2 separate regions of the Mus musculus genome follow, and region 2 is linked to region 1. A link is a contact called in ENCODE Hi-C or POLR2A ChIA-PET data. All regions are on one chromosome and are shown on one strand. Each heading gives the region's core, a stretch centred on a gene start or an enhancer-like site at or near the end of the contact. The rest is flanking DNA. Distances are from core to core; before and after follow the strand shown. Region 1 holds the start of Fam193b (family with sequence similarity 193, member B). Region 2 holds the start of Ddx41 (DEAD box helicase 41).

Evidence for each region. Hi-C counts contacts between places; a loop is a spot of excess contacts on that map. ChIA-PET counts read pairs that join two places held with the same protein, here RNA polymerase II (POLR2A).
Region 2: a loop to region 1 is called in a map of heart, with 7 times the contacts of the local background. The contact joins the promoter of Ddx41 here to the promoter of Fam193b in region 1. A Hi-C loop is called at or near these places in 5 of 37 maps with a recorded cell type or tissue (gastrocnemius and heart). POLR2A ChIA-PET finds 5 or more read pairs at or near these places in 3 of 5 experiments (Patski and embryonic stem cell).

Annotation. Positions count from the first base shown.
Region 1 is chr13:55,568,125-55,574,220 of GRCm38, reverse strand. It overlaps Fam193b (family with sequence similarity 193, member B), which reads left to right and starts at 3,101. Exons shown (of 11, transcript NM_145382.4): 1 at 3,101-4,516. It overlaps Gm31364 (a long non-coding RNA gene), which reads right to left and starts at 3,125. Exons shown (of 2, transcript XR_873486.2): 1 at 2,796-3,125; 2 at 1-485.
Region 2 is chr13:55,532,756-55,538,851 of GRCm38, reverse strand. It overlaps Ddx41 (DEAD box helicase 41), which reads left to right and starts at 2,194. Exons shown (of 17, transcript NM_134059.2): 1 at 2,194-2,371; 2 at 2,446-2,556; 3 at 2,807-2,966; 4 at 3,048-3,122; 5 at 3,233-3,293; 6 at 3,427-3,563; 7 at 4,364-4,436; 8 at 4,536-4,689; 9 at 4,764-4,900; 10 at 5,691-5,853. The coding sequence starts at 2,345. It overlaps Gm46416 (a long non-coding RNA gene), which reads right to left and starts at 2,857. Exons shown (of 5, transcript XR_003950651.1): 1 at 2,760-2,857; 2 at 1,965-2,652.

The sequences.
Region 1 (6,096 bases), core at 1,852-4,351:
TTTTTGTTTTTTCCCAAGCTTTGTTCCCAGAAACGATGACTCTGAAACTTCTTTTATATAGATCAATAACTTTCACTTGGTTCCCTGACTTGCTCATATCTCAATAGTCCAGTTTATTCTATTCTAGAGCCACATGGTTGTTTACCTGCTTCTCAGATTTATGTGTCTGTCTCCTCAGAATTTGGGTGAATCTCTCATGTACCTGATTCATTTCCAGAATTCTTTCTCTCCCATGCAGGTGTGTTACCTTTGAATTCTGCCTCAGCTAACTGGCAAAAGGCTTTTCTATTGACAGGTGAATATTTATACACAGTGCACAATGACCTTATCCCTACAACTTCCCCACTACATGGCATTACCTACCATGTTGGTCTGACTCTGACACCTCCTCCATCTGATTCCTCATGTTGAGTCCTCATGTGGTCAACTGAGACCTTCCCTCTTTTAGGGTACGGAAGTCCCGCCTTATTCTCTTCTGTCCAGTTCTTTAATGACCAATCAGAAAATAATGGAGGGCAGTGTTTTACAAAATACCAAATCAGGAAATGCTTCATAATAATGCCAATACCAATTCTGGACTACATTTGGATCTCTGGGTACAGAATTCATCACTTAAATACACAGTGCTCAAAAACATCCTCAATATTGCCCCTTTTTAGTCTAGAAAAGGACTTTCTCTTAGATTAGTAAGGTATATATAATAAGAACAGTTATGGAAGCTATCAGGTAAAATTACTGTTGCTAACTGTTTCTAATGCTTTGTCTTATTTAGACTCTCACAAGCATTGTTTCCAGACACTGAGGGTCCATAGCTGGCTTTGATCAAGAATTGCCGTGCTGGGCGTGGTGGCACACGCCTTTAATCCCAGCACTCGGGAGGCAGAGGCAGGCAGATTTCTGAGTTCAAGACCAGCCTGGTCTACAAAGTGAGTTCCAGGACAGCTAGGGTTATACAGAGAAACCCTGTCTTGAAAAAAATCAAAACAAAAAACCAAAAAAAAAAAAACAAAAACAAAACCCAAAAAATAAAAATTAATCATTGGCTGGAGAGATGGCTCAGCAGTTAAGAGCACTGACTGCTCTTCCAGAAGTCCTGAGTTCAATTCCCAGCAACCACATGATGGCTCATAACCATCTGTAATGGGATCCGATGCCCTCTTCTGGTGTGTCTGAAGACAGCTACAATGTACTCATATACATAAAATAAATCCTAAAAATAAATTAAAGTCAGGGTTTCTATTTCTACACAAAACATCATGACCAAGAAGCAAGTTGGGGAGGAAAGGGTTTATTCAACTTATACTTCCACATTGCTGTTTTTCACCAAAGGATGTCAGGACTGGAACTCAAGCAGGTCAGGAAGCAGGAACTGATGCAGAGGCCATGGAGGGGTGCTGCTTACTGGCTTGCTCTTTTATAGAACCCAAAACTACCAGGCCTGGCATGGCACCACCCACAGTGGGCCCTTTCACCCTAGATCACTAATTGAGAAAATGTCTTACAGCTGGATCTCATGGAGGCATTTCCTCACCTGAAGCTCCTTTCTCTGTGATAACTCCAGCTTGTGTCAAGTTGACACACAAGTACACGTATGCGCGCGCGCGCGTACACACACACACACACACACACACACACACACACACACACACAGAAATGTTGGGCCTGAGGTCACACAAATAATGAGGCACAGGCCGCCACAATCCAAAGTCAAACAAAAGCAGCTTTTATTCACCAAGGGAAACTCTCACCAAGAGATCTAGCTGGACTAGAGATGCAGTTAGGCTCGGGAGCTGAAGCAATGAGCCCAAGAAGTGGGCTCACAGGCCTTTTAAAGCAGAAAACCACAACCAGGTATGAAGTGGAAGATTAGGGTGAGGGTCTAGGCAACCTTTACCATGGTTGGTTGTGGTTAGGGGGCTTTCCAGAGGTCCTGGTTCCTGATTGGTCTGTGGTGGCCCCTAGGTATTCCAGGGAAAGAAGGGTGGCAACTGTTTCAGGATCTTGGAGAAAAGGCCAGATGTTCCTCCCCTTCCCTGAGTGGTAGACTCTAGAACATTTGTGGTTTTTCTTGGAATTGGGGCCATGCAAAACGGAGGACAGACTTCAAGATGGAGCAAGTTAGGCCAAAGAAGTTTAACCCAGTCCCACCGACACACACACATACACACACATACCTATTAAAACAATAAGATAAATAGAGCAATTTTTAAAAATTGATTTACTTCTTGGTAGTCAAAGTTTCAGATTTTGTTCTGATTGATGTTATCAATATAAATTCCACGTGTAACTACTAAAAAGTTCCAGTTTCACTCGACAAGGCATAAGACAGCATTGGAAACTTAAAAAAAAAATACATATATTTTTTTGTTCCATGTGCCTGAATTTTTCTCCCCCTGTGGGAAGAAAATGGGTGGAGATGACATATTAACAACTAAAATGCTGAGCTATTAAAACATTTCTAATTTTGCTTTGTGGGTTAAAGACCTCTCTCGCACATACCACTTAAAAAAAAAAAAAAACATTGCCAGAGTATGTGCTTTAATCATTTCATCCTTGTCACGCCGATCCTATTATCTATTTAAGTGACCCCCTTCCCCATCAGCCTCAAGAACGACCTGAGTCTGGGTCCTGCAGTTCTGAGCACAGAACGTGGGGCTCCCAGTAAACGACAAGTAAAGACCTGCCTATTCTTTCGCCTCAGGCTGACCACAGGTGTGGTGGGATGATATCTAGGAATCTATGGTAGGCATTTTGCAGCCAGTGCTTGTCCATTGCAAAATGGGAATAATTCGTACCTGTTTCCAAGTGATTTAGGGAGGAGCCAAGAGATGAGCGTGAAAAGTTCGCAGCAAAAAGATTAGTAACTCACTCATTATTTAATGGATAATTAAGCTCCTAGGCCCGCTATTACAGAGCCCAATGTGTTTCTCCAGCCGATCGCAGCCTTTCGGACTAGTGCTTAGGACAGGATCTCGCCCGGGGCTGGTCTCCTGCGAAGCCCAGCGAGGTGGCCTTATTAAAAATGGCGCTGGCGGCTTCCGTGGCGACTGCGGCGGCGCGGACTGAGTGTGCCCTCTGACCTGTTGGCAGCAGGCGGGGAGGGGCGCCGGGCGCCGCCATATTGGCTGTTGTCCTGTGAGGGGAGCGGCGGCGGCGGCGGCGGCGGCGGCGGCGGCGGCGGCGGCGGAGGCGCGAGAGGAGCCAGCGAGCGGGGGAGCGGCGCAAGAGGCAGCATGACTCGGAGGCGGAGCAGGCCAAGCGGCGGCGCGGGCCGGCGGGAGCGGGCGCGGGCCGCGGGGCTGCAGAAGCCCCAGGCGCCCGAGCCGCAGCCGCCGCCGCCGAGCCTGGAAGCGGGAGCCGGTGCAGGGCCCCCGGAGGTGCCCGCCGAGCTGGATTGCGACGGTCCCCGAGAGGAAGAAGAGCCCAAGCTGGCTCCAGGCCCTCAGGTAGGATCGAGCAAAACGACTCCGACTGCCGGGCTGCTTACACCTCCCCAGAGCGGGAGCGGGAGTGGGGCGGGAGTGGGCATGGACCATACTGTGGGTCTGGGACCAAATCCCAAGTCCGGGGCAGATGCTTTCAACCCGCTTGCCGGGAGTGGAAGCTGGACCCCTCTCCAAAGCCAAAGCTCAGCCAACCCTCTTGCGACCCTTGTAAAGCTACCCGTTCAGGCCCTGCTCCGGAGCTAAATCTTCTGACCATTTATGCTCTCTGGGACTCGCTCAGGTCCCGAGACCACCGCTTAGTTCTCTGCCCTCCACTTCCCTTTGGAGCCACCTGATTCCCCCCTATCCCCTAGCCCCTAAAAGACCATCATCTCAGGGCGCTGGAACCTGCAAGGCTGCAGCCTCTGTGCGCCCCTCCACCCCCGCCCCCAGCAGCTTCATCCCTTCCCCTGCACGGTCTGCAGCCGCTACCCTCAACAGCTGTACCTCTCTGCATCTGCCTTCCGGGACCTCTCTCCTTTCCCTACCCAGCAGAACAGTTGGCGGCCCCAAAGACTGTTAGAATAACTCCACTAAAGAGGAAACCCTTGTTCTCCTCCTATCTCCTGTCCCATAAGGAGCCCCCACTCCCACCTCCAACCCCCGCCAGTCCACTAGTTTGGTGAATCCTGCGAGACTAAGAGTATTTGGGAGGATTCTCGGAAGCTTCCAGCTTGCCACCTGGAAGGTCACTTTCTTTTGAGCAAAAAGGAGCAAACAGGAGAGGCGGGGGTGGCGTGGGCCACAGTTGCTCAGGGAGGGTTGTGGCACCCGGGGCTGGGTGGCTCACCCTAAGCTTGCTCTGACAAAAGAGTTTTGAGTTGGTTTTTTGGCTGAGCCTGCCAAGGAAGGCAGGCCCCTGCAGGAGTCTTGGAGGGTCGGATGCAGCGCCCGGATGAGGACGAGGCGTGGCGGAAGATGCGTTTGGCTCTGCAGACACTGCATCGGGCAGCAGGGGACTCTGGGAGGCTGGTGCAGCCTGAAGGCATGGCTCTTGACAGCCTTCTAGTAGAATCTCTGGAATTGTGCATGTGAGTGGGGATGCCATTTGGGGTACCATTCCTGGAACGCTTTCCCTGACCTCCCCAGTTAAACCAAGTGCCCCCTCTGTGCCCACCACCCTCTTTGCTTCCCTTCAATGGCACCACTCCTTCTGTGATGAAACTTGTTGATGTGTCTGTCCCAAGCACTGAACAGTGAACACCACGGGCTGGGAGGATGCCCTTCGTGGGCTCCTCCACGCCTGTCCCAGGCTTTGCCTTTATGGAGAAGTAACTAGGTGAAGGAGGGGAAGGTTGAATCAGGCTAGAACCTGCACTTATTGTAACCTACTTTTGATGCTGGTCTCCTTTGTGTCTCGTATCACGGTGAGAGGATTTTTAATTAATGAAAGTATCTCAACTTCTTGGATGTCAGAAGCATACCCAACATCCCGCTCTGCAGCCTAGGCTGTCACAGGTTGCCCTGTGCTCCTGCTGGGTCTCCATTTCAACCAGACATTGCTTCCCCTTCTTACCTGTTTTGACCACCCCCCATCCCCGCCCCCAAAGAGTGTTGTTATCTAGAAGAGAACCATGCAGCTAGCTGTCTGTTTTCCTCTTTCTTTCCCATTCAGACATACAGTGCTCTAGAGCCCCTGTCACATAGAGAGCCCAGAAAGTTTGGATGGTGTCTTAACTGTCCAGTTTCATTGAAATGCAGTTGTCCCAAATTTGAACCTTCATTAGTACCTCTGATCCAGGTTTTTATAGATTCTTGTCTATAAAGAAAGACCTAGGATGGTTAGCATACCTTACTTTTATTTTGTTATTTTTAAAGATTTATTTATTTTATGTATATGAGTACACTGTAGCTGTCTTCAGGCACACCAGAAGAGGGCATCGGATCCCATTACAAGTGGTTGTGAGCCACCATGTGGTTGCTGGGAATTGAACTCAGGACCTCTGGAAGAGCAGTCAGTGCTCTTACCCGCTGAGCTATCTCTCCAGCCCGCATACCTTCCTCCTCCCCTTCCCACCTCCCCTGTGCTCTCCTCAGCACCTAGCACTGATTTGATGCATTAGCCAACTGATCTGGTTCTTTGTCTGCTTTTCCATGTACACTGTAGAGTGCAGGAGCTTTGTCAACTAGTCACCAGATCCCTGTCCTAGTGACTAACAGATATTAGTAAACAGACTAGAGGATATAACTACAATTACCCCGTTCTCAGATGGGAAAACAGAAACCCACAGCAATTAAACATTTACCCAAATGACTCCCACTTACAAACAAGAGGCAAAAAAACTCCAATCAAGTAAAAATTCACTCTTACACACACAAGGGAGCTGAAAGACCAGCTCTGATTGGACTCCGCTTTTTGCTAAGGGTAGAAATGAGAGTCAAGATACAGCTTTTTGTGCTCTGGTCAAAAGTTCTTGTTGTCAGGGTAGAGGCTGGACATTGCTCTGTCTACTGTCATATCTTTCTTAAGGATCTTGGTTTGTAACCCCCCTCACTTTTGTCTGGATGTAGAGTGAATATGAAAGGTAAAATTCAATGTTACCTGCTGAACCAAGTCTATGGGTGGCAAATAAGACTACATCCAGCCCACAGACTTATTCTAAGATCCAAA
Region 2 (6,096 bases), core at 945-3,444, 34 kb after region 1:
AGTCCCTAATCCACCGGGCAATGGTGATGCATGCCTTTAATCCCAGCACTCGGGATTTCTGAGTTCGAGGCCAGCCTGGTCTACAGAGTGAGTTCCAGGACAGCCAGGGATACACAGAGAAACCCTGTCTTGAAAAACCTAAAAAACAAAAAGAGAGAGAGAGTGTGTGTGTGTCCCTAATCTTTAGTCCACATTGGAAAACTGAAGAAGCTAAGCTCTGATGTCAGCAGAGTAGTTGCAAAAGCAACATTTCCTCGGATCTCCTTATGTCCAGGATACCACTGAGAAAAGTACAGCACATTTGAGTGTAGTGTCTTCACCCCTTAGTTAATCCTTCCCGGAAATGGCCTTACAGGTTCACCTTGCTTAGCCTTTACACTTAGTTTTCCCCTCTGCAATGTGATCATGTGGACCTAGGTTGGATATGGACTTTTACATATGCATGAGACCAGAGGCCCTGAGGCCTTTACAACTATGCACCTGCAGCCCTAGCCAGTTGAGAGCTACCCACACCATACCAACACAATTGGAGCAGTTAAGGACAAACACCTTTTAGAATTAGATCTGCGTGTCCAGTGGGAATGGGCTATGTATACACTCGTAAACCTTAAAACAAAACACATACTAAACATCTATAAAGTCAAGGAATCCACTTCACCTTCCCAAATCCTATTTTAATGTGGTAGATTTACTAAAAATGTCTCACATGTGCCGTGTCCAGGCTTAAGTCTTTTTAAAGATCTGTTTTATGTGTGAGTGTTTTGCTCACACTGTAAGCCTGGTGTTGAAGGTCAGAAGAGAGCATTGGATTCCACAGAAATGGAGTTAGAAATGTGAGGCACCATATAGGTGCTGAGAATCCAATCTGGGTCCTCTGCAAGAACCAATGCTCTTGGCCTGAGCCACCCTCCAGCCCTGCTAAATGCCATTCTTAGCAAGCGTCTGCTAGGCTCTGCAGTTAACCCATACTCTTCTCCTCCCCCAAGGGAGCAGGAGCCAGACCACAGGCTCACAGCTCCTGCTTCTCAGCCTGTTTCATTTTTAGGAAAGGGAAAACAGTTGTAGCCTTTTCTCTGTATTGGTTAGCTTTGTTTTTCACACTTAAAACTGCTCTTTAAAATTCCAGTTGTGGCAAGAGTTAAAGTCTGGTCAAGTACCTACAAAGTCTAGCTTTGGCCTTCAGCACACGGTCACCAGCTAGGTGACTCCTGACTTTCTTTCACATTCCCCACCCCTCCACAATTACTCTTCCATTATGAATTCCGGGTGTTTGTTTCTTTACCATGAGTTCTTACTGTGTAGCCCCAGCTGGCTTCAAACTCAGATCTGCCTGCTGAGTGCTGGGATTAAAGGTGCATGCAACCACCTGGCTTTTGGATTTTAATTATTCTTCAAGAGAGGCTACTTGCTATGAATATCACGAAAATTGATTTGCACTTCCTTTGTGATTTCATGCTAGGTATTGTGATTATACACAATCCCAGCACTCATGAGGTTGAAGCAGGAGGATCACCACAAGTTTGAAGCCAACCTTGGCTACATGGCAAGACCCTCTCTTAGGTTAAAAAAAAATCATTTTATTTCTCCCAATCTCAGAACACTTTGGCACTCCATGGTGATCGATGCACCTATTACAGATAAAGACTTGGGAAGGAGCAGCCAGCACTAGCTCTGTCTTTCCTCCTTAAAGTAGGACTCCTAACAACCTGGGCCCGTCTCCTTACCTCACACCAGCCCCTGAGATCTCTGCAGATGCCCCAAGGAATCTGGTTATTTGCTCTACACTCTCAGCCCCTTTCCTGCTCTCTTGATGGTGACTCCTCCCTCCACTAACTCGAAAACCCAGATCCAGCATCTCTTCTGTGCTATCTCTAGCTTCCCAGGTGGTCACTCTGAGATGTATATCATTTACACACATAACATACAAGGTTAAAAAAGACCTTGACCATTATTTTACTTCTGACCCGTCGGAACAGCGGTGTTATCTCACGTTAATGAATAATATTTTGCGAGCACCGCTTGCAGGGCTGAAACTCCTGGCCGCCAGAGGGCACAACGCTCCCCGGGAGCGTGCGGGAAAGGACAGCGTGCGGAGGGTAGGGCGTGTTCAACAGATTCATCCTTTAACCCACGACTTGGATCTTCTGCGCATGCTTCAAATCCTCCCGCTACCCACAAGGCTTCGCCAGACCCAATTGGCTCCGCTGCGCGTCCGTAAACGCGCTGGAAGAAGATTGTCCCGGTTCGCGATCCGGCGCTCACGCCGTTGCTAGGCGACCACAGCAGTTTTTCCTATCTGATTGGAGCTCAGATGCCCTGGCATTGCGCATGTGTGCAGCCTAAGATGGAGGATTCGGAACCGGAGCGGAAGGTGGGACTGAGGTTTGGTCCACGCGAGGGGGTGCGGGCAGGGGGAGGGGCCGCGGCTGACTCGGGTCTCCGCAGCGGGCACGCGCGGACGAGGCGACCGCGGGTGGGAGCCGCTCCGAGGACGAGGATGAGGACGACGAGGACTACGTACCCTATGTGCCGTTGCGGCAGCGCCGGCAGCTACTGGTGAGGGGCCGCATCCCTGGTGCAACGGCGACATGTCCCCGGCCGTCAGCGGGAGGGGGGATCTGGGGAGCTGTAGTCCTACCTTGGGTCGTGGTTCTGAGGAAGACCAGGGACTAGTGAACCTGAGTTCCGGACAGACGTGCGCCTCAGTGCACACGATCCCCTTCCCGGAAAAAGCCCTCCCGGGTGCTGTGCCCCCTCACCTGCTGGGTCCTGGGCTTGGCTCTGAGGGACACTGCTGGGACCTCAGCTCCAGAAGCTGCTGCAGCGAAGACGCAAGGGCGCTACGGAGGAAGAGCAGCAGGACAGTGGCAGTGAGCCCCGAGGAGATGAGGACGACATCCCGCTGGGCCCTCAGTCCAATGTCAGCCTCCTGGATCAGCACCAGCACCTCAAAGAGAAGGCTGAAGGTGGGCCTAGCAGGAAGGAGAGAGGACGGGCCTAGGCCGCAGTGCTCCTGCTTCTCTGACCTCTTCGGCTTCTTTTCTCAGCACGCAAGGAGTCCGCCAAGGAAAAGCAACTGAAGGAAGAAGAAAAGATTCTGGAGAGTGTGGCTGAAGGCCGAGGTACCATTATAGTTGGTTCAGAGCAGAGGTGGACTGAGCCACCTCCTCCCGATTTCAAAGGCGAGACCTCTTGGGTGGTCTTGCTCATTGAGCCATGTCTGTCTCCTCAGCCTTGATGTCAGTGAAGGAAATGGCCAAAGGCATCACCTATGACGATCCAATCAAAACTAGGTATGCCTTTCCAGTAAGTATATGAGGTTGGGACTGGCAGTGGTACCCTGACGCCCTGCTGTGCGGACTGGGGAGGGAGCTGCCCCACCATACTCTACCGTGTTGCCCTCTCCTGCCCACCACCTACCCATAGTTGGACACCCCCGCGTTATGTCCTGAGCATGTCTGAGGAGCGGCATGAGCGAGTTCGGAAGAAGTATCACATCCTGGTGGAGGGCGATGGTATCCCGCCACCCATCAAGAGCTTCAAGGAGATGAAGTTTCCTGCAGGTACCCGAGGAGAAGGGAGACACCGTGCTTTATCATCTTGCCCCTGTGAGGTTGTGTATCCCAGCACCCACTGCGCTCAGCCGTGGGAATGGAGAGTTGGAGATAGGAAGTCTCTCTGTGGTTGTTGGTGGTACTTGGTTTTGGGGGGAGGAGCTCTTTTGAGACAGGATCTCTTTCGGCAGCCCAGACTGACCTCAAATCCAAAACAGTCCTCCTGCAGCATCCCTACTGAACGCTTGTGCTAGCTAGCACTGGAGGCATAACCACCACACCCTGTGGGCAGTTGTGAAACCACGTGTCGTTTTGGAGGCCCAATTGTCCCCGAACATAATATGTCCAGGCTTTCCTCACACTCAAAGATCCAGTTATCTGTGCCTCCTAGGTTCAGGGCTTATAGGCATGTCCCACCACTCCTCACTAGAGGAAGGGTTTTTTGTTTTGTTTTGTTTTGTTTGAGACAGTGTTTCTCTGTGTAGCCCTGGCTGTCCTAGTACTCACTCTGTAGACCAGGCTGACCTCGAACTCAGAAATCTGCCTGACTCTGCCTCCCAAGTGCTGGGATTAAAGGCGTGCGCCACCACCGCCCGGCGAGGAAGGGTTTCTTTGGACTTATTTTCAGATGCCTCGGCTATCTTCTGCTTCAACAGAGCTTCCATGAGAACTTAGGCCCAGTGAGCCAGTGAGCCTTGGACCTACTGTTTCCTGACACCCCAGCCTCTGTTTCACGATTTACAACTTACAGGGAAGAACTAATTCTACCGGACTCAGGATGCCAATTAAACTCCTGTTCTTTACTACAGCTATCCTTCGGGGCCTGAAAAAAAAGGGCATCCTCCACCCAACACCCATTCAGATCCAGGGCATCCCTACCATGTAAGTGTGGGCTGTGAGCATGACTGCAACAGAGAAGCCATGCCCACTTATCCAGCTGTCTCCTGCTGGGCCAGTCCTGAAGCTGTCCTCTCCCGACAGTCTGTCCGGTCGGGACATGATCGGCATTGCCTTCACGGGGTCAGGCAAGACACTGGTATTCACTCTGCCAGTCATCATGTTCTGCCTGGAACAGGAGAAGCGGTTGCCTTTCTCCAAGCGAGAGGGGCCTTATGGGCTCATCATCTGCCCCTCGGTAAGATAGGCTAATCCTGGGGTCGGGAGAAGGACTGTGCTGGCTTCCGGTACCAGCCTTGTCTCTGCCTGTAGCGAGAGCTGGCTCGGCAGACCCACGGCATCCTGGAGTATTACTGCCGTCTGCTGCAGGAGGACAGCTCACCCCTCCTGCGCTGTGCCCTCTGCATCGGGGGCATGTCGGTGAAGGAGCAGATGGAGACCATCCGACAGTACGTACTGATGGTCTCGGTGGCATCCCCTGAGTGTCCAGAGAGGTAGAAGAAGCCTTTAGATTGGCTACTGCATGGGCCTCACACAGTTCTTCTGGGAGTCCAGTCCTTGAGGGAAAATGGTTTGGGGTAGGATGGAAAGATGTAGCTGGATATTGTGGGAATAGAACAGATGGAATGCCCCATTCTCTGGGATATTGGAAGTCAGAAAAGGCATTGCAGGGAAGGTGCCATTTGAAATTGGGGGTCAGTTCAGGTAGAAAGCTCAGAGATTGAAGTCTAGGGTATCCAGAAAAATCAGAACTATTTACTGTGGTTAACCAGACTAAGGTACTGATGTGGACTGGACCCCAGTAGCACCTCTGCTTGGTCCTTTCCAGGTAGTGCAATCCTAGCAGACATCTCTAGCACTCTGGACCAGGCCCCAAGATGATAGTCATACCAGAACCCACCCCTATGTCTGAGGTATTCCCAGGCTCAGGGAGGATGCAGGTGTATAACAGATAGCTCATCAGAAATGTGAGCCCAGCAAGGCCAGTAAAGGGGTGCAGGAACCAGGAGAAAACCTCTAGAGACTCAGGATAGCTCTTGTGGGGAAGGCATGACAAAGTAAGTGCTAGCCAGAAAGGTCTAGCCCTTACTAATAAGCTGCTTTTGTTATACAGAAGATAGCCTGGGGAAGTGCTGAGAGGCAGGGGAGGAGACAGCGAAAGCAGAAGGCAGTGTACAGCCTCTTGGTAGCTCATAGAGATACCCAGGAACCCAAAACTTAGGGTTTCTTTGTTCTCAGTGGTGTGCACATGATGGTAGCCACACCTGGACGCCTCATGGATTTGCTGCAGAAGAAAATGGTCAGCCTAGACATCTGCCGCTACCTAGCCCTGGATGAAGCTGACCGCATGATTGACATGGGCTTTGAGGGTGACATTCGTACCATCTTCTCCTACTTCAAGGTGCCCGACCCCTGCATGTAAATACACTCATGTACTGCATGCTGAGCTGCAGGGTCCCTGCACTGCATGCCCTCTGCTTCTCAGGCTCTGTGGCTCAGCTGTTCGGTATCCCCTGACAGCATCCCCTGTGTGGTCTTTTTTTTTTTTTTTTTTTTTTTTTTTTTTTTTTTTTTGAGACAGGGTTTCTCTGTGTAGCTTTGGCTGCCCTGGAATTCACTTTGTAGACTAGGCTGGCCTCGAACT